Linked DNA regions of Homo sapiens: regions 1 and 3 are each linked to region 2. A link is a loop called in an ENCODE intact Hi-C map of the cell type or tissue named here. Cell type or tissue: heart left ventricle. All regions are shown on one strand.

The links. Peaks named below come from ENCODE experiments on the same cell type or tissue, not always from the same donor. Only the 100,000 strongest peaks of a DNase experiment are listed, where the experiment ranks them.
Region 1: it touches region 2 in a loop (7-fold over the local background); 56 of 110 quality-filtered maps call a loop at or near these places.
Region 3: it touches region 2 in a loop (2.3-fold over the local background); 26 of 110 quality-filtered maps call a loop at or near these places.

What each region holds. Positions count from the first base shown.
Region 1 is chr20:3,852,006-3,860,005 of GRCh38, forward strand. It overlaps MAVS (mitochondrial antiviral signaling protein), which reads left to right. Exons shown (of 7, transcript NM_020746.5): 2 at 2,553-2,736; 3 at 5,630-5,804. The coding sequence starts at 2,620. Among named protein-coding and RNA genes, the nearest start is that of MAVS, 9.2 kb to the left of the region's middle. RefSeq lists an enhancer at 5,667-6,166. In heart left ventricle, a CTCF peak has its summit at 3,251 (motif pointing left); a DNase peak (open chromatin) is centred at 3,256.
Region 2 is chr20:3,782,433-3,790,432 of GRCh38, forward strand. CENPB (centromere protein B) reads right to left here and starts at 4,308. Exons shown (of 1, transcript NM_001810.6): 1 at 1,419-4,308. The coding sequence starts at 4,051. The coding sequence ends at 2,252. It also overlaps a transcript of CDC25B not described here. RefSeq lists enhancers at 3,004-3,714, 3,680-3,819, 3,715-4,424 and a silencer at 4,260-4,609. In heart left ventricle, a CTCF peak has its summit at 4,492 (motif pointing right); DNase peaks (open chromatin) are centred at 2,096, 3,494, 3,819 and 4,439; H3K4me3 peaks cover 3,089 bases; H3K27ac peaks cover 1,467 bases.
Region 3 is chr20:4,067,479-4,075,478 of GRCh38, forward strand. No RefSeq gene overlaps it. Among named protein-coding and RNA genes, the nearest start is that of RNF24, 56 kb to the left of the region's middle. RefSeq lists enhancers at 3,972-4,473, 4,474-4,973, 6,971-8,000, 7,584-7,878. In heart left ventricle, a CTCF peak has its summit at 4,777 (motif pointing left); no DNase peak of the experiment used is centred here.

The DNA of each region.
Region 1 (8,000 bases), 70 kb after region 2:
TTCCCCCGAGACGGAATCTGGCTCTGTCGCCCAGGCTGGAGTGCAGTGGCGCAATCTTGGCTCACTGCAAGCTCCGCCTCCCAGGTTCACGCCATTCTCCTGCCTCAGCCTCCCGAGTAGCTGGGACTACAGGCACCCGCCAGTACGCCGGGCTAATTTTTTGTATTTTTAGTAGAGACGGGGTTTCACCGTGTTAGCCAGGATGGTCTTGATCTCCTGACCTCGTGATCCACCCGCCTCGGCCTCCCAAAGTGCTGGGATTACAGGCGTGAGCCACCGTGCCCGGCCTATGTGTAGCAGGCTTTAATGGTGGGCCTGCAGCCATGTCATGGAAAGAAGCTGACCTGAAGATCTCAGTTCTTTCTTCTTCTACTAACTAGCAAGCATACCTCAGTTTCTTCTTTAAAGCGGGATGATCCGATTATTATCATGTTGGGGTTCACTTTTTATTTTTTCAGTGTGTCCCAAAGCAGCAGCACGTTTAGGTATAGCCCTCTTGCTATCAGCTTGAGGGCCTTAGAGCCAGGAAGGGAGCCAGGACATTTATAGGCACAGAAACTAGGGTCACATACAGATCCCCCCACCGCATGTGCTAGGGGTACATGCAGACCTTCCCAGTGCTGACCAACCTGCAGAGAAGAAATGGGCCCTAGGTATTCTGGATCTGATTCTTTTTGGTCTTCAATTATTTTTATTTTTATTTTTTTAGAGACAGGGTCTCGCTGTGTTGCCCAGGCTGGCCTCGAACAGCTGGGCTCAAGCGATCCTCCTGCCCTAGCTTCTTGAGTAGCTGGTGGTCATCAATTCATTTTTAGCAAATTCTGCAGAATTTTTTTTTTTTTTTTTTTTTTTGAGACGGAGTCTCACTCTGCCGCCCAGGCTGGAGTGCAGTGGCGTGATCTCGGCTCACTACAACCTCCGCCTCTTGGGTTCAAGCAATTCTCTGTCTCAGCTTCCTGAATAGCTGGGACTGCAGGCGCCCGCCACCATGCTTGGCTAATTTTTTTGTATTTTCAGTAGAGACGGGGTTTCACCATCTTGGCCAAGTTGGTATTGAACTCCTGACCTCGTGATCCATCCGCCTCGGCCTCCCAACGTGCTGGGGTTACAGGCGTGAGCCACCGCGCCCGGGTTCTGCAGGAATTTTGGAGAGACTCAGGCAGTAATAAAATAGGATGTTTACAGAAATTAAAGATGGCGGCCGGGCGCGGTGGCTCACGCCTGTAATCCCAGCACTTTGGGAGGCCGAGGCGGGCGCATCACGAGGTCAGTAAATCGAGACCATCCTGGCTAACCCCGTGAAACCCCGTCTCTACTAAAATACAAAAAAATTAGCCGGGCGTGGTGGCGGGCGCCTGTCGTCCCAGCTACTCAGGAGGCTGAGGCAGGAGAATGGCGTGAACCCGAGAGGCGGAGCTTGCAGTGAGCCGAGATCGCGCCACCGCACTCCAGCCTGGGCGACAGAGAAAGACTCCGTCTCAAAAAAAAAAAAAAGAAATTAAAGGTGGCTGGACACATTGGCTGGTGCTTGTCATCCGAGCTACTTGACAGGCGGAGGCAGGGGGATCGCTTGAGGCCAGGCGTTTGAGACCAGCCTGGGCAGCATCATGAGACCCTGTCTCTAGAAAAAATAAAAAAATTAGCTGGGCATAGTGGCGCAGGTTTGTAGTTCCAGCTACCGGGGATGCTGAGGCGGGAGGATTGCTTGAGCCCACGAGTTCGAGGCTGCAGTGAACTATTATTGCACCACTGCACCCAACTTGGGTGACAGAGACCCCATCTGTTTGTTTGTTTGTTTTTGAGACAGAGTTTCGCTCTTGTTGCCCAGGCTGGAGTGCAATGGTGCAATCTTGGCTCACCGCAACCTCTGCCCCCAGGTTCAAGCAATTCTCCTGCCTCAACCTCCCGAGTAGCTGGGATTACAGGCATGCGCCACCATGCCCAGCTATTTTTTTTTTTTTTTTGTATTTTTAGTAGAGACGGGATTTTCTCCATGTTGGTCAGTCTGGTCTCCAACTCCCGACCTCAGTTAATCCCCCAAATTGGCCTCCCAAAGTGCTGGGATTATAGGCGTGAACCACTGTGCCCAGCCCGAGACCCCATCTCTTAAAAACAAAATAAAACAAAACAAAAACGGCCAGGTGTGGTGGCTCACACCTGTAATCCCCAAACTTGGGAGGCCGAGGCGGGTGGACCACTTGAGGTCAGGAGTCTGTGACCAGCTTGCCAACATGGTGAAACCCCATCTCTACTAAAAATACAAAAATTAGCTGGGCATGGTGGTGCGCACCTGTAATCCCAGCTACTCAGAAGGGAGGCTGAGGCAAGAGACTCAATTGAACCCAGGAGGCGGAGGTTGCAGTGAGCCGAGATTGCCCCACTGCACTCCAGCCTGGGTGACAAAGTGAGACTCGCTCTCAAAAAAAAAAAAAAGAAGAAATTAAAGATGAAAGAAAACAAACATTCCAAAAAGTTGAGAAAGAATTGCCTTTTGTCCAGCCCCACTCCCAACCCCCCAACCCTGTTGTAATGTGTGATCTGTTTTCTTCCAGTCTCGTTTCCTCTCAGTCCATCCACCCTTCATGGGGCCAGAGCCCTCTCTCCAGAATCTGAGCAGCAATGCCGTTTGCTGAAGACAAGACCTATAAGTATATCTGCCGCAATTTCAGCAATTTTTGCAATGTGGATGTTGTAGAGATTCTGCCTTACCTGCCCTGCCTCACAGCAAGAGACCAGGTGAGCAAGGGAAGTGACAGCCCGACACTGGCCTGGGGGCAGGGCTGTGGAATTCAAAGCTCAGCCCCATCCTAGTTCCTCACCCAAGCCTGGGCTGGCTCCTTCCTTCTTCCTCTTGCTGTGTCTTGCTCCTTGTCCTTGCTGCTTTTCTTTTTTTTTTTTTTTTTTGAGATTGAGTCTCGTTCTGTCGCCAGGCTGGAGTGCAGTGGCACGATCTTGGCTCATTGCAACCTCCGCCTCCTGGGTTCAAGTGATTCTCCTGCCTCAGCCTCCTGAGTAGCTGGGATTACAGGTGCGTGCCACCACGCCCAGCTAATTTTTTTGTTTTTAATAGAGACGGGGTTTCACCATGTTGGCCAGGATGGTCTTGATCTCTTGACCTTGTGATCCGCCTGCCTCGGCCTCCCAAAGTGCTGGGATTACAGGCGTGAGCCACCGCACCCTTGCTGCTTTTCTAACTTTTGGATGGAGTGTGGCTCAGGGTGGCGTTGCTGACTTCGCCGAGCTCCCCCTTGTGTTGCTTTTGTGCACTGCTCAAAAATATGGCGCTGGCTCTCTGAGATTTCCTGGCTCTGGTCCACTTGCCCACTTTTTTTGGAACCTCCTATTTCCTTCATCTCTCTTGCCCTTCCTTGTCCTGCTCAGTTTTGATTCCATTCTCCTTGTCATGGGGCCCTGTCCTGGCACGGAGCTGGGACTCAGGTTTGAGAGCTGGCAGGATCAGGGTCGCTCTAGCCCCAACAGAACTTGCTGCAGGCCCCTGGCACTCACTAGCTGGTGAAACGGGCACAACCCCTCCCCGTTGTAGCTGCTGTTCTCAGATTGGACCCCTGTGCTCCAGAGGGTACCTGTTGGCTCTTTTGGGGCCTCCTGTCCTCAGATTTCTCAGGAGCCCCATTGTTGTCTCCGCTGTCCTCCCACACAGATCGCATTAGTATGCAGGTCTGTTTGGAGTTTGCTCCTCCCTCTTGTATTTTGGGGTTTATAGGGATATCTTGTTTTATAGTAAATATTTTCTGTGGGTTTTCTTTATTTTCTTTAAAAAATTTTTTTTTGAGACGGAGTCTCGCTGTGTTGCCCAGGCTGCAGTGCAATGGCATGATCTCAGCTCACTGCAACCTCTGCCTCCTGGGTTCAAGTGATTCTCGCGCCTCAGCCTCCTGAGTAGCTGGGGTTACAGGCGCATGCCACCACACCTGGCTGATTTTGTATTTGTAGTAGAGATGGAGTTTCACCATGTTGGCCAGGCTGGTCTTTATTTTTATTTTTGAGACAGAGTCTTGCTCTGTCACTCAGGCTGGAGTGCAGTGGCACGATTTTTTTTTTTTTTTGAGACGGAGTCTCACTCTGTCGCCCAGGCTGGAGTGCAGTGGTGTGATCTCGGCTCACTGCAAGCTCTGCCTCCTGGGTTCACGCCATTCTCCTGCCTCAGCCTCTTGAGTAGATGGGACTACAGGCGCCTGCCACCATGCCCGGCTAATTTTTTGTATTTTTAATAGAGACGGGGTTTCACTGTGTTAGCCAGGATTGTCTCGATCTCCTGACCTCATGATCCACCCGCCTCGGCCTCCCAAAGTGCTGGGATTACAGGCGTGAGCCACTGCGCCCAGCATTTTTTTTTTTTTTTTTTTTGAGATGGAGTCTCGCTGTGTCTTCCAGGCTGGAGTTGCAGTGGTGCCATCTTGGGTCAACCTCTGCCTCCTGGGTTCAAGCAATTCTCCTGCTTCAGCCTCCTGAGTAGCTGGGATTACAGGTATATGCTACCACACCCGGCTAATTTTTGTGTTTTTAGTAGAGACGGACTTTCACCATGTTGGTCAGGCTGGTCTTGAACTCCTGACCTTGTGATCCTCGGCCTTCCAAAGTGCTGGGATTACGGGTGTGAGCTACCGCACCTGGCTATTTTCCTTTTTCTAAAAATCTAGCTCCTGCAGGATTCTGTGGGTTTTTGTTTCTGCTGTCTGGTTGCTTGTTTTTATGTGAGAATTCAGGTAGACATAAAAACTCTAGGGCTGGGCACGGTGGCTCACGCCTGTAATCCCAGCGCTTTGGGAGGCCAAGGCGGGTGGATCACCTGAGGTCAGGAGTTCGAGACCAGCCTGGCCAACATGGCGAAACCATGTCTCTACTAAAAATACAAAAAAATTAGCCGGGTGTGGTGGTGGGCTCCTGTAATCCCAGCTACTCGGGAGGCTGAGGCAGGAGAATCGCTTGAACTCAGGAGGCAGAGGTTGCAGTAAGCTGATATCACGGCACTGCACTCCAGCCTGGGCGACGGAGTGGGACTCCGTCTGAAAAAAAAAAAAAAAAAAGAAACAAAAAAACTCTGCAGCCACTGTCATCTGCCCACAATCTCCCCAGCATTCTCAGCTTCCTTGTTTGTTATTGTCGGCCCCCTCTCTTTCCGTCTTTTGCCCCTTTCATCATACTTTTGCTATCTACCTTTTCCTTCTCTCCTAATCCAAACCTTTCTTTTTGCCCTGGGGGCCATATTAATCCAAGGCTTTTGTATCAGATTAACTGGGTTTGGATTCCTGCCCCACTGTTTTAGGATCTTTGCTACAGTACTTTGCTTCTGCTAAGCCTCAGTTTCCTCATTAGTAAAGTGGAGATAATAATGGCATTAAATAAAGATGATACATGCAAAGCCCTTAATGGAGAGCCCAGGACATAGTTAATTGCCAGTTTCCGGCAGCTGCCTTTATTGATGTGGCTGCTAATTGCTCTTCCTCACTCCATACCTGGCCCTGTCCTGGGCTCCGATCCAGTTTCACGTGGCTGCCTTGCCCTTGTGGCTTTCTTGGCACCCCTCCCCCCGCTGTGGCTTCATTCTGGGTGGGGAAGTGGCAGGGGCCACCTGGCTTGAGCAGGACAGTGGCATTGTGTCTTCCAGGATCGACTGCGGGCCACCTGCACACTCTCAGGGAACCGGGACACCCTCTGGCATCTCTTCAATACCCTTCAGCGGCGGCCCGGCTGGGTGGAGTACTTCATTGCGGCACTGAGGGGCTGTGAGCTAGTTGATCTCGCGGACGAAGTGGCCTCTGTCTACCAGAGCTACCAGCCTCGTGAGCGTCCTGCCCTTGCCCTCCTGGACCCCCAGCCTGCTCCCTGGCCTCCGCTCTCCTTTTCTCTCTCCCTGTACTTCCTGCCTTTCTCTGTCATCCTCTTTCTTGTCACTGTGAAGCGATGAATAAACCTGGGTGTAGATCCAGGCTGAGCCACTTACCAGCTGTGTCCCTTTGGCCAAGTCCCTTAATTTCCCTGAGCCTCAGGCCTCTCTTCTGTAAAATGAAGCTCATGGCAGCATCTGCCGCGGGGAGCTGCAGTGGGTGATACTGCGGGACGATGCGTGTTGAGTATTGAGCTGGGCTGGGCACTTCCTGTATGCCCAGCACATGGAGTCTCCCCTAACTTTCACGGCTGTAGCATTCGCCTCCCACCCTTCCTCATTTCTTCTCCCCCACCTACTCATTCACCCTCCCTCTCTCCTCCTTCTCTTCCCCTCCCCTGGTTTACCCTGAGAGCCTTCGACGCCCTCTATCAGCTGCCCAGTTATTCTTTAAGTCCCTCTCAGTGTCCCTGCCACTCTGAGTGCTCGGAGGCGATTTGATGAGATTGAGTTTGATCCTGAGTGAGATCAAGACATGGGAGGAGGCTGGGCGCGGTGTTTCACACCTGTAATCCCAGCACTTTGGGAGGCCGAGGCAGGCGGATCATGAGGTCAGGAGATGGAGACCACCCTGGCTAAAACAGTGAAACCCCGTCTCTACTAAAAATACAGAAAATTAGCCGGGCATGTTGTCCCAGCTACTCAGGAGGCCGAGGCAGGAGAATCACTTGAACCAGGGAGGCAGAGGTTGCAGTGAGCTGAGATCGCGCCACTGCACTCCAGCCTGGGCGACAGAGTGGGATTCCATCTCAAAAAAAAAAAAAAAAAGACATGGGAAAAAAAATCAAGCCAGCCCTATTTATATTTCAAACTAGAGGTAACCCCCGAGACCCTGGTCACATTTATAGCTGTGGGACATCCATGTTTTTCTTTTCTTTCTCTCTCTTTTTTTTTTTTCCTTTTAGAGACAGAGTCTTGCTGCGCCACCCAGGCTGCAGTGCAGTGGTGCAATCATAGCTCACTGCAGCCTTGACCTCCTGGACTCAAGTGATCCTTCTACCTCAGCCTCCAGAGTAGCTGGGACTACAGGCATGGACAACTACACCTGGCTAATTTTTAAATTTTTTGTAGAGATGACATCTCACTATGTTGCCCAGGCTGGTCTCAAACTCCTGGGCTGAAGCGATCGGCCTCCCAGAGTGCTGGGATCATAGGTGTGAGCCACCGCGTCTGGCTCTCATGCTTGCTTTTCTCTCCTTTTTCCCTTCCTTGCTTTTCCTCCCTCCCTCCCTCCCTTCCTCTCTTCCTTCCTTTTTTTCCTTCCTTCTTTTTAAATATGTCTCTTCATGTGTGGAGATTAATAGTGATCCCTGGCTGGGCACGGTGGCTCACGCCTGTAATCCCAGCACTTTGGGAGGCCGAGGCGGGCGGATCACAAGGTCAGGAGTTCGAGACCAGCCTGGCCAATATGGTGAAACCCTGTCTGTACCAAAAATACAAAAAAATTAGCTGCGCATGGTGGTGCAAGCCTGTAATCCCAGCTACTTGGGAGGCTGAGGCAGGAGAATTGCTTGAACCGGGGAGGTGGAGGTTGCAGTGAGCCGAGATTGCGCCACTGCACTCCAGCCTGGATGACAGAGTGAGACTCCGTCTCCAAAAAAAAAAAACCCAAAAATAGTGATCCCCTGAATACAATGGCTGTGGTAGGGCCTGATGAGGGGTGGGGGCAAAGGGGAGGGGCTCAGGTGGCAGCATCAGGGCAGGGGTCAGTGAGCAATGATAGTCATGTGGAGGAGAAAGCCACTGGGTCCTAGGATGCCTGGGGACAGAGAAGAGTGACTGCTGACACGGCGTGGGTGACTAGAGACCCACGAGGCCCCCCCATACTCCCCTTCCTCCCTTGCTACCTTGTCCTCCATCTGCTCTCACCCTCCCACTCCTGCCCCCTTGCCAAGTGATGCTTGTCACTCCTTTTTTTTTTGAAATGGAGTTTCGCTCTGTCGCCCAGGCTGGAGTGCAGTGGTGCCATCTCAGCTCACTGCAAGCTCCGCCTCCCGGGTTCACGCCATTCTCCTGCCTCAGCCTCCCGAGTAGCTGGGACTACAGGCGCCTGCAACCATGCCCGGCTAACTTTTTGTATTTTTTAGTAGAG
Region 2 (8,000 bases):
GGGGTTAGGAATATGGGTCCCTCCTTAGTGAAGAGGTACTTCTAGAGTCAGGATGAGAAGAGAGTTTGACTAACGGCATGGCCTTGGGCACCTGACCGGACCGCTGCCTGGTTTCTCATGGCTTTACCTACCTTATAGGGGCTTTGTGAGCATCTAAAGCATTTAGCACAGAGCAGGGGCCCTATTAGTATCAGCTGGTACTATCATTAATGAGACAGTCTCAGTTCCAGCAAGAACTGTTCTTTTTCGCAGGAGACAAATGGAAGTAATTCGTCTTGTTGGAACCTGCGGTGAGGTAGCTGGGTTAAACAGGAGCACCTGGGCAAGCAGGCAATGCTCCTCCTGCTCACTCGAGAGCAGGTGGGGCTTCCTTGTGGCCTTCTGGTCTCCAACTCCAGGGCTCGGATTTCGGGAGGGAAGGTGGTGGCAAGGGGGATCCCAACTACTTTTTGTTGTCACTTCAAAGCCCTCAAGGCCTGGAGGGGATTCCTGAATGCCAGAAGTAGAGGCCAAGAGTGGAAGTCACCCCCATTTCTTGTTTTAAAGTCATATATAGTGGTCTTGATTTTCCATAAGGGGCCATAACCAGGGCAGGCCAGGGACAAGAGATGAACTGGATACTCCCCCATTAACATTCCCAGTGTTGGAGAGGAGAAACTTGGTGGTAAAGGTGGGCCGGGGATGGGAAGGAAACACAGAAGTGATGTGCCAGCCTCAGGTGAGGTGGGAAAACCGGTTTGGGGCCCAGAGCTGCCAGCCATGCTCAAGCCCAGGCCCTCCCTTGGTTGGAACTGCTGGGGCCTGAGGGCCTCAGTGAGGAGGGGTAGGGAGGGAGGGGCTGGCTCTGAAAGGAAAAAGGGTAGGATCAGCAAAGGGACCTGACCTCACCTTTGTACTGGGGGCCCCCTGGAAGGCACTGCACAGGGAGTTACCAACCATCCTCTGCCTCTTGGGGGTGCAACCTGTTCCTAGCAATTTCACCTTCCTCCTGCCACTGTGCCTAGAGGTGGCCACCAGGCTTGGATATGCCAATCACTGAAAGGCCTAAAGGGCTCCCTCTTAAGGCACCAAAGGTAAACCAAAGGGTGACCTATATGCCCCTCCAAACTCCAATCTGGACCCCAGAAGCTGCCCCAACACTCCTTTCTTTCTGTCCTGACCCCACTCCTGCAAAGGCCTTCAAACCAGCCTCGGTAGGCCTAGTCCCCACGTGCATATTGATTTGCCCCCAGAGACTGATGGCTCCCTCCTGCCCCAGCCAAGTGACCCCAAGCTTGAGGTCTCCTCCTGCCCCTCTTCCGGTCAGGGCAACCCTCTCAACACTTGCCTCCATGTCCCACCAGAGCAAGGACCAAAGAGAGCCAGGACGAATAAGTCCCCCAAGACAGACGCAAGCCCAGACCATGAAGGATGCACCCTTGGCTGTTAAAACGTTCACCCCCACAAAAGGGGAGTGGACAGATTTATTGAAATCAAACTGGGAAAGGAGCAGCTGGACGGCTGGACTCTGGGCCCAGCCCCAGGCCCCTCTGCCCAGGATGGGGCCCTGCCAGAGAGGGAGGAGAGGCATGGGGCCTGCAGCTGCCCACAAGGAAGCGCCCTTGGTTACTTCCACGGTGGGGGGCCTCTTGGAAACCTCCAATCTGGAAAGAAAACCAAGGGCCAAAGTCACATGGACAGGGCCAGAGAAAGGGACTGGGGAGGTGGAAAGCAGGCAGAAGCAGGCTCAGGAGCCCGCAGTGAGTTAAACTGTGCTTCTCAAGGCGGCCTGGGGGGTGGGGGTGGGGGCTGCCAGCCTTGCAGGGGGCCTAGGCTGGACCTTCTTCTGGAGCCCTTCCCAGAATGGCTTTGGGGTCCCCCCACCAAAGACCTGACGTGGATGGCAGAGGGGAGAGGCACTCTCCGGCCGGGAACCTCCAGGGCCCATCCCTGGCTGCTGCTGTGGTTAGTCCACTGAGGGCACGGTGTGGTAGCACCGGACAGCTCCCCACCCGCCCCACCTGGTCCCCTGAGCCCAGGGCCAAATGGGGAGGAAAGAGGATTCTGAGAAAGAGGCAATAAGCAGGCAGTGAGGCTGACCTCAGCCCCGGGCCCGGCCGAGGTGACCGGGCCTGTTGCAGGACCAGGGGAAGCATTACTAAAGGATCTGGGGCTCTGCACTCTGGCTCCATGCACAGCGGGTGCCCAGAGAGTCCTCTGCCCTGGGGTGGTGCTGCCAATCTAGGTTGGGGGCACAGCTAGGTCCAGTGACTCAGCTTTGATGTCCAAGACCTCGAACTCCCGCCTGCCTGGCGTGGTTCTTCCTGGTCACATGAACCAGATCGTGTTCCAAGTGGAGGATGTGGCTCTGCACGCGGTCATCAATGGGGAAGGAGGTCAGGTACCTCTTGACCATGGCAAAGTAAGCCATGGCCTCCCCAAAGCTGGGTACAGGCACCTCATCACCATCCTCCTCATCATCATCGTCGTCTTCATCTTCATCATCCTCTTCCTCATCGTCCTCTTCCTCACTGTCTGAATCAGAGTCCTCCCCACCTTCCAGGAAATGCAGAGTAGGGCACTGGGCTTCCTCCTGGGCACCATAAGCCCCGAAGCTGCCACCGGCCTCCACTACTCCCTGGGCCCAGTCCTCAGCCTCCAAGCCCTCCGAGGAGCTCTCCTCATCTTCCTCCTCTTCTTCATCACTATCAACATCACCCTCCTCCTCCACCTCCTCTTCCTCCCCCAATTCCTCTCCTTCCCCCCCTTCCTCCTCCTCCTCCTCCCCTTCCTCCTCCTCTTCCTCTCCTTCACCCTCTTCCTCCTCCTCTTCTTCCTCCTCCTCCTCCTCTTCCTCTCCCTCACTCTTGAGGGAAGTGGTGATGGTGGCATTAGGGCCACCCCCAAAGCCAGCCTCACGAAAGCAGGCGGCTATGTCCGAAGGCTCCACTGCCTGCCAGGCGGCAGCCACAAAGTGCAGGGCCTCCGTGAGACCCAGCTGCAGGCCTGAGGGATCCTGGCCCTCTAGCGCGGCCATGGCCTTGAGCAGCATGGCCTGGCGGTAGTGGCCCTTCACCTGCTGGACCACTCCCCTCTCCAGCGGATGCACGGTGCCGGGAGGGAAGAAGGCCAGCTGCACATGCCGCAGGCCCGAGGTGTCCAAGGACTGGGCAGCCAAGCGGCCGGCCAACAGCAGGACCCGGCGAGACTCTGCAGCCATTCGGGTGTCCAAGGCCTTCAAGTACTTGGCCAGGGCCTGGGTGGTGACACCACCCTTGGAGTTGGCGGTGTAGTCGCAGGGCAGGCCGGCTTGGCCTGCGCGGGGCTTGGCCGACTTGCCGGCCACCAGCGGGGGCAGCTTCTCGCTGCCGTCGGCATTGGCGCATAGCAGGACGCTCAGGCGCTGGGTGGCTTGACGCGGCCGTCCGTCGCCTCCGCACAGCCCCGCGGCCTGGTCGGGCAGGAAGTCGTACCATAGACTGGTCTCGGTGGCGCTGAACACGTCCTGCGAGGCGTAGCCCTCGGCCACCGACGGCGGCTGCTCCTCCCGAGCGCGCCAACCAGTAGTGCTCCCGCCACTGCCCTCCGAGGGCACCGCGGCCGGACTGGCAGGCGCCGCCGGGGTGCGGGGGGCAGCGTTTCGCGCGCGGGCGCGGGCCACGCCGCTGCAGGACACCACGCCGTGGCGCCGGCGGAAGCGGTCCAGCCAGCCGTTGGAGGCGGTGAAGTCGTCCATGCCCAGCTCCTCGGCTATGCGCAGCGCCTTCTCCTTGAGGATGATGCCCTTGACCGGCAGGCCGGCGGCGCGGATCTGCTGGAACCAGGCGATGAGCAAGCCCTCGAGCTTGTCGTAGGGAGACAGCTTGTTGGTCTTGCGGCAGGTGGAGGCCACCCCGTACTTGCGCTCCGACGCCAGGATGGCGCGCTTGTTCTTCAGGATCGTGCTCAGCGTGGACGGCGGGATGTTGAAGCGCCGCGCGATCTCGCCCTTGCGCAGGTCCGGATTCTCCTCCACCTCCTGGATGATCCGTGACTTCTCCCGGAACGTCAGCTGTCGCCTCTTGGGGCCCATCCCGGCGCGCCCCCCGCCCCGGGGCCCGGCGCCGCCGCCGCCGCCCCGGGGCGGGGGGCCCGGGCCCGTGGCGGGGGGCACCTGGCGGCCTCTCCCGCGCGCCCCGCCCGAGACAAAGCGGCTCGCGGGCGCGGCGGCGGGGCGACGACCCGGCCGGGCCGGGGGCACCTCCGGGGACGCCGGCGGGCGCGTCGCCGGGCGGCGGGCGGCAGGCGACGGGCGCAGACGAGGGCGGGCGGCGCGGGCGCGGAAGGCAGGAAGTGCCGCGGCGCGGGGAGCTGGGAGCGCGGCGAGCGGGGCGGAGCGGGCGGAGCGGGATCTCGCGGGAAGCGCGGGGACGCCCGGCGCCTCCTCCCCGCCCTCCGCGCCCACCCCCTTCCCGCCGCCGGGACATACCGCGGGGGGGCGCTGCGGCCTGCTGGACCTGCCCGTGCTGCGGCCTCCGGCGACCCGGCAGCGACGCGGGCGGGGACGCGGTGCATCGCTACTGCGCCCGGCGGACAGCGACTTGCTGCTCAAAAAGAATAAGAACCAGGGTTTTTGTTTGTTTTTTTTTTTTTTAATTAAGGTAAAAATAACGCACTTTTTTTTTTGCGGAACCTGAAAAATTCAAGAAGTTGAAAAACGCTTTTCACGTCACCTGGAGAGATGCACAGGTAACATTTTGATACATTTCCTTCCAGTCTTTTCTCTAGATGCATGTCGTTTTCTTTTTAAAAATTTATTATATAAAACTGGCATCAGACTGTATAGACTGTATATCTGGCATCTCCTGCTGTTTTACCTGGCATCAAGTAGTGAGAATTTTGCCATATCGGTAAGTATCATTGCCAACACGCTTTTTAATGATTGTGTAGCATTCCAGCTATGAATGAACACTAGCGTATGTAACCTATTGTTACACACTTAAGTTATTTTTAAAATCAGCATTACAGTTGTAAATCTATTTGATGGTGCTAATGACATTTTTAAAGTTCTAGTAATCCCACAACCCATAGATAAACACTCATAACATCTTGGTGTGTCACTTTCTGGGCTTTTCCATGCATATAGCCATAAATGTATGTGTTTGCACTTACAGAAATAACATCATGTATATACATAAGTGTGAATCCCTGAAGCCTCCCTCTCCTGCAGCAAAACATTAAAATGCCAAGCTCTTAAAACAATGAATGTATAGCTGTGTTTTTAAAAATCTCTTAGGGCAGCACTAAGGGGAACTCCAGCATTGGCAGAGGGGAAGGCTGTGACCCAGGGGGACAGGCTGAGGACCTGGGGCTGGATGAAGCTGTGGGTGAGTGTAGACAAAGAAGAAAAGAGGACCAAGGACAGTGCCCTGGGTCCTCCAAGGTTAAGGGCTCAAGAAAGAGGCCAGGTGCAGTGGCTCACGTCTGTAATCCCAGCACTTTAGGAGGCCGAAGCAGGCGGGACCACTTGAGATCAGGAGTTCAAGACCAGCCTGGCCAATATAGTGAAACTCCGTCTCTACTAAAAATACAAAAAATTAGCCAAGTGTGGTGGCACTCACCTGTAGTCCCAGCTATTCGGGAGGCTGAGGCAGGAGAATCGCTTGAGCCTGGGAGGCAGAGGTTGCAGGGAGCCAAGATCATGCCACTGCACTCCAGCCTGGGCAAAAGAGTGAGACTCCATCTCAAAAAAAAAGAAAGAAAGAAAGAAAGAACCAAATAGAGACTCTTGAAGTGGAGGAGCCCCTGAAGCAGGAGAAAAACCAGGCTACTGTGGCATTCTGGAAGCCAAAGGAAGAAAGTGTAACTCACTGCTGTTTTAGTGCAAATTTCTGTTTTCGTATGTTTCTTGGCCATTTGAATCCTGTGAATTTTCTAGTCATATCCTTTGACCATGTGTTTGTCTTTTTCTTGACTTTTAGGAGCTCTTTACATGCTCTGAAGAAAAGATCTTGTTAAGTATGTTGCAAATGTTTTCTCCCTGTCTGCCACTTGTCTAAGTTAGTTTAGGGAATCTTTTGGATATGAGAAGTTTTTAATCTTCAACCTGTCAATTTTTTCCTTATTGCTTCGGGGTTTTGTGTCTTACTTAGAGAGGACTTCCCTATCCCTGAGATATAAAAGATATTCTTTTAATCTCAAGGTCCAAAAGAACACGTGGGAGACTTTTCCAGAGCACTGCTTGGCCCAAGAGGAGTGTGTGGTCACTGGGCAAAAATGAATCTAAGATTACCTGGATGAGAACTCCTTGCCATGCATCTTTTCTTTCTTTCCTCTCTTTCATCCTTTTCCTTGTTTCTTTCCTTCCTTCCTTCCCTTCTTTCTTTCTCTTTCTCTCTTTTCCTTCCTTTCCTTCTTTCTTTCCTTCCTTCCTTCCCTTCTTTCTTTCTCTTTCTCTCTTTTCCTTCCTTTCCTTCTTTCTTTCCTTCCTTCCTTTCTCTTCCTTTCCTTTCCTTTCCTGTGGCCCCTCCTTAGTGCCATACAAAGGGCATTGGCACAATTACTTCTAGGACAGAAAAGCCACGCCCATCATATGCTGATGTCATAGCCATTTCCAGATACCTCGTCTACCCTTTGCCTGTAGCAGTGCACGGGGCCCATTTCCATCCCCTCTCAAGTGACCATTTCCCCCAGCAATCCATCTGAGGCCCCGGGCTTCCCCACCTCTTTCTGTAAGTCCCAGCTTTCTGCTTTTAGGACTGTTTGGGAAATCCATAACTCACCTTCTCTTCTTTTGGTCCAGCCTGCCCAGAGCTGTCCTTCAGGCCCCTCAGCAAGCTTTCCATTCTCCTTTTGTTTATTTGAGACAGGGTCTAGCTCTGTCACCCAGGACGGAGTACAGTTGCACGATCATAGTTCATTGCAGCCTCAGTCTCCTCAGTAGCTAGGACTACAGGCATGAGGCACCATGCCTGGCTAATTTTTAATTTTTTTTTTTGAGACGGAGTCTCACTGTGTTGCCCAGGCTGGGAGTGCAGTGGCGTGATCTCAGCTCACTGCAACCTCCTCCTCCCTGGTTCAAGCAATTCTCCTGCTTCAGCCTCCTGAGTAGCTGGGATCACAGGTGTACACCACCATACCTGGCTTAGTTTTGTATTTTTAGTACAGACAGGGTTTCACCATGTTGGCCAGGCTAGTCTCAAACTCCTGACCTCAAGTGATCTGCCTACCTTGGCCTCCCAAAGTACTAGGATTGCAGCCGTGAGCCACCTCACCCGGCCAAAAAATAATAATAAATAATAAAAATAAAGAGAACAACATTGGGCGCGGTGGCTCATGCCTGTAATCCCAGCACTTTGGGAGGCCGAGGTGGGCAGATTACGAGGTCAGGAGATCGAGATCATCCTGGCTAACACGGTGGAACCCCGTCTCTATTAAAAATACAAAAAATTAGCCGGGCATGGTGGCGGGCGCCTGTAGTCCGAGCTACTCAGGAGGCTGAGGCAGGAGAGTGGCGTGAACCCGGGAGGTGGAGCTTGCAGTGAGCGGAGATCGCGCCACTGCACTCCAGCCTGGGCGACAGAGCAAGACTCTGTCTCAAAAAAAAAAAAAATTAGCTAGGCATAGTGCCTTGCGCCTGTAGTCCTAGCTCCTAGGGAGGCTGGGGTGGGCCGGAGGATCACCTGAGCCCAGGAGCATGAGGCTGCAATGAACTATGATTGCACCACTGCATTACAGCTTGGGTAACAAACTTTGTTTTGAAAGAAAGGAGGAAAAAGAAAGAAGGAAAGAAGGAAGGAAAGAAAAGGCAGAGATTGCAGTGAGCCGAGATTACGGCACTGTACTCTAACCTGGGTGACAGAGTGAGACTCTGTCTCAAAAAAAAAAAAGGTTTTATTAAGATATATTTCAAGAAGCATACAATTCACCCATTTAAAGTGTACAGTTCACAGATGTGCTCAACTGTCACCACAGTCCATTTTGGAATTTTTTTTTTTTTTTTTTTTGAGACCAAGTCTCACTCTGTCGCCCAGGCTGGAGTG
Region 3 (8,000 bases), 290 kb after region 2:
GACAGAAGGGAGGGACTTAGAATTGTAGAATGCACAGGACACAGAATTAGCTGGTCTCAACAAAAGGTCTAAGCCTGGTCTGGAGGGATGTGCAATTGGGCACATTGACTATTCCTCTGATTAGCTCGGAATCCCTTCATCCCTTGCTTCAGGGAGACAGAGGGAAATCCTGTCATCCTGGAGAATGAAATTCACTATGGCCCGCCTTTCCCCTCCCCAGTCCTCTCTTTGGGTGGAATGCATGGAGGAGCAGGTTGCACTGCCTCTCACTAAAGGAGGAGTTGGGCACTCAGCTGTTGGTGACTCACATGTTGCTCATTCTAGAATATGGGTCCCAAGCATCTCCTGACCTCAGTTTCAGGCCTTGGCTGCCATTCCAGGACAACAGAAGAAGTCCCACCAACATCCTCTGACACTTTCTTGTGGAGTTTCCTGTGGGTCCAGAGTAGAGATAAGGGCTGGGAAGACCCTCACCCAGCCCTGGGCTCAAACACCTGCTGGTAGCCTCTGCCATCATCTCGATCACACACGGGCTAATGGTGTTGCGACAGGGCTGGGATGATGTCTTAGTTTGGACTGCCCTGGAGGCAGACCGTGAGACAAGGCTTTGAACACAAGTAGTTCTGTGAAATGGGGAAGGAAGGCAGCCCACAAGGGGTGTATTATCAAGCTAGTTACCACTGTGGGCAACTGGAGTTCAGTCTTGCGGGGGAAATCTGGGCATCAGAGTAGAACACGTGCCCCAGAGTTATCTTGCCTGAGGAGTGAGGGAGCTGGGGTATTTATCCATCAACTCCTGTGAGTTATAGCTAGAAGAAGGGCTCTGCTAAGGGTTGTTAATTCCCTGGCACTTCCAGCATGCTGCCTGGCCTTCTGCAGTTTAGGAAAGAAAGCTCTCAGGTGCAGACATGCAGATTCACAGGTGGAAGGCAGCGGGAGCTCCCTGAGGTGGTGAGGCCTCAAGGAGTGAGCAGGATGCCTATAGGATCCACTATCAATGGTTATCATCTCCACTTGACAGATGGGGGAACTGAGAAGCAAAGTGACAGTCCCAAATCACACTGCAGTTTGTGACAATGAGGGGCTGGAGCTCAGAGCATGTGGGTCCAGGGTCTTCCACTATTTTTTATGCCGTTGTTATGAATCTTCTGGGCATAAGAGGACCTGCCCTTGGTATCTCATAGGCTGACTCTGGTTGCCCTACATGCCTGCCTGCTACATTGTCTCCCCTGATGACCCCCACTTCCTGGGTCTACCCAGAGTCCAGAGCCCAAAGCCATACCTGCAGGAAGGGAAGCCTGCAGGACATGCACATGTGGCAAGGCTTGGCTTCTTACCAAGTGTAAGACTATGTAAGACTCGCAGAGCATGGGGAGGAGGGTAAGCAGGAGACAGGGTGGGGTGGGGAGCTGGGAGGTGGCCAACTTGTCAAGCTGTGTGGGAGGAAGGCGTGCTGAGCAGAGGTAGACAGAACAGGACTGAGCCAGCATGGAGGGCAGTCCAGAGGACCGAAAGGTGGGCTGGGCAAGTCTGAGCCCCCTGCCCCTTGCATGGTTAGTTGTGACGTGGGACTGTTTGCATAGCTGGGAGCAGATGTCTCAGGCCTCAGCACTGAAGGCTGTGTGTGTTCATCTAGGAATTACTTATGGGGGCCCCGTATGTCCCAGCTAGAGTGTCAACAATCTTGGGGGACACGTGGGAGAATTAGACATTTGGTTGCTCTCAGAACCTGTTGGGTCCTGTAGGGGGAATAAAACGCTTCCTCCAGCCTATAGGGTTTTTCGTGTTTTTGCCCAGAGACAAGGTCTTGTTCTGTTACCCAGGCTGGAGTGCAGGATCCTATCTCACTGCAGCCTCAGCTCTAGGGTTCAGGTGATCCTACCGCCTCAGCCTCCCGAGTAGCTGGGACTACAGGCATGCACCACCACACTTAAGTTTTAAATTTTTTTTGTGGAGACTGGGAGTCTCACTATGTTGCCCAGGCTGGTCTCAAACTCCTGGCCTCAAGTGATCTTCCCACCTCAGCCTTCCACAATGCCGGTATTAGAGTTTCCAGAGCCACCATGCCCAGCCTCCATTCTACATTGAGTCCTGAGTTGGATGGTAGAAAAGAGCACAGCCTCAGGAAGCCCCTAGTTTGAGGGCAAAGACATACTCTCAAATCCAGTTGTGAGGTTCCCCCCTTTCTGCTCACAGAGTCGTGGAAACAGTTTTCTTCCCAGTCTTTGATACCAAAAAGGAGGTGGAGATGACTGGGAATTCCACCTGGCTGGCCCAGCAGAAGCTCGATGCTCAAAGGTGGACACCAAGAGCTGCAGGTTACCCTGCCCACACCCACCCATTCCTAAAGCCAGCCTGTGGTCGCTCATGAGCAGAGGTGACTGTGTTAGTCCCCTCCTTGTGCCCTCATGCTTTGCAATGTGACTTTGCCATTCCTCCCATCAGGAGGTGGAGTGTGTTCCCCACCCCTTGAATCTGGGCTGGTGTATTAGTCAGTGTTCTCCAGAGAAACAGAACCAACAGGATGTGTATATATATAGAAGGACATTTATTTTAAGGAATTGGCTCATGTAATCATGGAGGCTTGGTAAGTCCAAAATTTGCAGAGTAGGCTGGCAGGCTGGAGATTCAAGGAAGAGTTGTCATTTCAGTCCAAAGGCATTCAGCTGGAGAATTCCTTCTTGCTGGGGGGAGATCAGTCTTTGTTCTCTGTAGGCTGTCAACTGATTGGAAGAGGCCCAACCACCTAATAGAGGGTCATCTATTTTACTCAAAGGTCCCCAACTGAACTGTTAACTGCATTAAAAAAAATAAAGAAAGAAAAAGCACCTTCACAGAAATATCCAGAATAATGTTTGATCAAATACCTGGGCACTATGGCCCAGCTAAGATGACAACATTAACCATCATGGCTGGCCTGTCACTTGCTTTGGGCCATAGAATGTGCTGACAGTAAAGCTGTTGAGTCCTGCGCCTAGGCCTCAAGAGGCCTTGCTCAAATCCATTTGCTTTCATGGAATTCTGCCAAGCCATCAGGCAGACGATCTTGATTTGAAGGATGGGAGACTCTGTGGAACAGAGATGAGATGTACCAGCTGACTCCAGTTCCCAGCCAACCTGGCAGCTGACTGCATATGCCCAAAGGGAGCTCAGCTGAGATCAAACTGCCCAGGAGAGCATGGCCCAAATTGCTGACCTGCAGAACTGTGAGCTAAATCAATAGTTGTTGTTTTAGGCCACTAAGTTTTGGCATGTTTTGTTACACAGCAAGAGCTAACTGATACACAGTCTAACTTCTGCAGTGCTCCCAAGACAGGTATCCTAACAGCCTGCTACTCAGCTGATGGAGAAAACACAGGCAAATGTAGGGGCAACTTGCAGCTACCATAGGCTCTGTGGGTGTCTGCATCCATTGATGGTATACATGCAGACACTCTTCTACCTTGATATTTAAATGTAGCTCTGCCAAACCCACTCTGGCCTGCCAAGCTCCCACAATACTGTGCCAGAGCAGAGGAGGGGCTGATGGCTGGCAACTGGGAAGGCTATGTGCTGGAGGTAGAGGGAAGCCAAGGGCTGGATCCTGGAGGCTGCTGCAGTAGGCCCAGGGGAGTTGCAGGGATGGATCATAGGATGGAGGACGGGAAAAGAACTTGGGAGGCAGCAAACCTGGGTCAACTTCTGCTTCTGTTGCTCATCAGGCCTGTGTCGTGGGACAAATCACTTCACCTTTCAGAGCTTCCATTTTTCCAAGGGTAGAGTTAGGTTTTATGGGGCCTGAGGCTGATACAATTTGGGAGCCCTCCTCAAGCAGAAGAATAAAAACTATGATTACGAAATTGCAGGGCTTTGGAAGGGGCCCATGCAAGTGAGCTTAAGCTGCATTGGCTTTGCAGTAAATTGCTTCTGGCTTCTCCACTAGAAAAAATAGTAGACTTAATACTGATGGAACAGAATGGTTTTGAAGGTCAAATACATTCACCATACATAGTGGGAGTCCTGGGGGTGGAATCTGGCAGGAAGGCAGCTTTGCAGTGGGGAAAGGGCTCAGGCGGTGGCTGGTGGGTGGGCTCCTGGGGGAGAGAAGGGTGGAATGAGGAGTGTAGTGGAGAAACACAGAGGGGTGTCTGTTCTCTCATCGGGTCTCCATGTAACTGCCCCCAGGGCACACAGAGAGGGTTGTAGGCAGAAGCAGGAGCTGATTTCACGAGATTCTGAGGCCGAAGCAAGGTTGGGACAGGGTTCCAGACACAAACTTGGGAAGAAGGGTATGTTTTCTTCTCTAGAGTGAAAGGCTGAGCTGAGGATTCTTGAGCAGGTGATTTATTGAGCGAGTACTCTTAGAGAGACATAAGAGGGAGGGAATGAAGCAGGCCAGGGCAGGGAAGATGCTAAGCATGAAGTGGTCTCAGCTGGGGTCTGACTTCAGCCTGATCCAGGGGAAGCTCTGGGGTGTGGATCGGCCACTGAGCTGTCCCCCGTTGGGGTAAGCAGGACAGATTTTTTTGCACCTCTGTGTCAATTACTTTTTGGGGGAGATCTTAGCAATAGCTGGTGGGTGGGTGCAGTGGCCAAGGAGAGGAATCTGGGCAGGGCACCAACAGAATCCGTTACAAGGGTCCTTCTCCCATTTCTGCGTGATACGCAGACCTACTACGGTCTCAGGTTGCCAACTTGGAGGCTATAGGGGGAGAACAGATGGAATTTAGGAGGGTCCATAGTGCTGGTCATCAGGGCACTCTGGCAGGGGCAGTGGTGAGGTACTGCCCCCAAGTGGCTTCTAAGGCCATAGCTCTCTAGGAGGGGACCCGTGCTAAGCAGATGTAAGATATCCCAGTTATTCAGAAATAACTGGGATAAATCGAGGGGCCCTGGAGCACCCTTAGTCTGTGGACGGGGGCAAAAGCCCATAAAGTGTGTTTTCCCTGTTAATGCCACCTCATTTGTGTCCATAGGATGGAGAAACCTGGAGGAGCTCGGGGCACATATGGGAACAGCCTTTGTTGACTCTAAAGTGTAGGATGATTTCCAAGGCCATGTACCTGATCAGCTGGAGGTAGTTCCCATCCTGTGGAAGACATGCATCCCAACCTGGCTATGGCCCATTGATCGGTTCATGAAGAAGGGAAACCAGGCAGGAGGGGATGGCAGTTTGGTGCAACTGGGGTCCTGCAGCCTGCCATGTCCTAGAATAAGAGGCAATGATATTTATCTTTGCTGAGATGAGTTGCAGAAAAAAAGCACTTAAAACTTGCCTATGGTGTCAGTGTGAAACGGTACAAGAAGGAGGGAATCGTTGGGGGCCATATTGGCTGATGACCACAGGGGTTAATGCAGCCATGCCTCCTCTGTTACACACACACACACACACACACACACACACACACACACACGGAACCTTGAGATTCTGGTGCACTGAGTCCTGAGGATCCCTGGAGGAATCTGTGTGGCGGCTGCGGGGCCAGTGGAGCTGTAACAGTGGCAGTCGCTGCAGAAGACTGCACTATTCATCAAGGGTCTGGGCAGAGGAGCAGTGGTCAAGCTGGAGTGGTCTGGTGTGCGGCGTGGCTTGGTGCAGGTTAGTTAGACCTGATGCAGGGGCCTTCCCTTGGTGATGAGGTCTTCATTTTTATGTGCCCTAAAACAAGGGCCCAGGACCCTCCAGGCAGCCTCTCAGCTAGTGTGTCAAGGATAAAATGAAGAGTGATGTAGAAGTATTTTGATGAGGAGACATCTTCAAACCTGAGGACTTGTCCTTTTCTCAGCCTGGAGTCTCCCTGGCAGGGGAAGGAGTGTGTGTGGGTCTCCTCTGTGCCATGAAGCCAAGGCAATGCCAGTCCCCAAATTGTGGTCACATGAGGCCTCTCCTGCCTCCCAGGTCAGGGAGTGGGACTCACCGTTCATCTATTAAGGAACTTTAGTATCTGGCCATGTGCTTTATGAACAGGTCACTCCATCTGAGCTTGCAGGGAGTTCTAATTTCTGGGCTCTTCCCTAAGGAGCTGGCTCCTAGGCTGAGAGTATAGGTCCTCAGACCCCAGTCCTTCCCCTATGCCACCAGCTCAGTCTCTAGTCTGGAAGACTTAGGGGTATGGGGGTGTACCCCTTTCCTATTTCTATGAGCTGTTCTTGGGGATGGAGGGAAGCAGGACATATCCATATCCTCCAGTTCTCAAAGGCAGCTTGTGCTTCCATAGAGGAATTTTGGACTCTCAATACATGGATTTTATTTTTATTATTTTTTTAAGAGACAATGTGACAGCAAGAATCAATGTTGCTTTAACAACCCACATACTCAATTATTTGACTACCTCTCTCTGACTTGATCATCTGTTTTGGAACATTGTAAACCACTCTTGGAGTCTTGCTTTGTCACCCAGGCTAGAGTGCAGTGGCATGATCATAGGTCACTGTAACCTCAAACTCCTGGGCTCAAGTGATCCTCCTGCCTCAGCCTCCTGAGTAGCTGGGACTATAGGGGTATGCCACCATGCCTGCTAATTTATTTTTTTATTTTTTGTAGAGACACGGGCTCTCACTGTGTTGCCCAGGCTGCTCTCGAACTCCTGGCCTCAAGCAATCCTCCTATCTTGGCCTCCCAGAGTACTGGTGTGAGCACGGTATCTGGCCAACAAATGAATTTTGAGTAGGGACCCCCCTGCTTCTTTTTCATCATCAGAGCCCACTTTTCTTGGTGACTGGTTAAGAGATGAGGATGAGATGGGAAAGAGAGGCACTGGCCCTTTAAAGGGGAAGCCAAGGTTTGTAGCAAAGTGCAAATTGCATGCAAATGGATCCGCAAAAGAGACTTGGGACCCAGGGACAGCTGGCTTGGATGAACCAAAGGGTTTTTGTGCCAGTTTGCCCAGCCCTGAGTCATGGTTCCCTGCTGGATGTGAGAAGAGGCACTACAGCTCCAGAATTTCTATAAAGGAGGCTCTGGGATTGGGGGTGAGGCACAATCTGGCTGGGAAGGTGAGAAGCTGTGGAAAGTCACCCAACTGCCTGGGAGCCACGCACTTTTTACTAACTGTATGTTTTCAGCGGATGGCTTTGACTCTCAACTTCCTCTCTAATCTGTCAATGTGACAGCAAGAACCAATGTCACTTTAACAACCCCCATGCTCAATTATTTGACTACCTCTCTCTGACTTGATCATCTGTTTTGGAATTTTGTAAACCACTCCTCCCTTCTTGCCCCTTTACCACCTGAGTTCAACTGTTCTTTTTATGCCTGATGGAATTTGACATTCTTTCCATGTACTTGCCTGGTCCTATTGTCCCAACGACCAATGCAGACCTCCTCCTGGAGCTCCAGGCTGAAGTAGCCCGGTGTCTCCTAAACAACTCCTGTGGTTGTCTCCCAGGGACAGCAAGCTGAGCAGATCTGAAATGGAACTCATTCATGGTCCTCCAACACTCAGTTCTCTGCAACCAGTATCCGCCATTACAATAAAATGGTGACCCCATCCAACCAGTGGACAAGCCAGAAGGCTGAGGTCAGCTTGGACACCTCCCTTACCCTCATGGCCCTCATGCAATCTATCTCTAAGACGAGTCCTCTTGTCTCAAAGCTCTTGTCTGACACCTTGACTACTTCAGTGGCCCGTAACTGGTCTCCCTGCTCCCTCTCTTACTATCCTCCCAGCCCTCCATCCTCATCTCCTCCAGTCCGCATTCAGAAGTCACGTGTCTCTATTCTGATGCAATTGTCTATCTGTATGACACTGGAAAACTTGCTGCCTTAGTTCTCTATTGGTCAAAGTTGGTCTGCAGACTTGCCAAAGACCAGAACAGATGAGTTTCTGGGGTGTCATGACCCCAGGGCACCAGCTGTGTTCTGGATAGAGAGAATCCCACAGTGGGGTAGGGAGGCCCCTAGGGTCCAGGAACTGCAGTGTAAGCGGTCGCAGCAGTTCTGCTCCCCCTTGGAGTCTTCAGCTTCCAGGTCTTTGCAGCCTGCCTGAGACTTCCTGCCATCAAGAAGGAAGAAGTGTTTG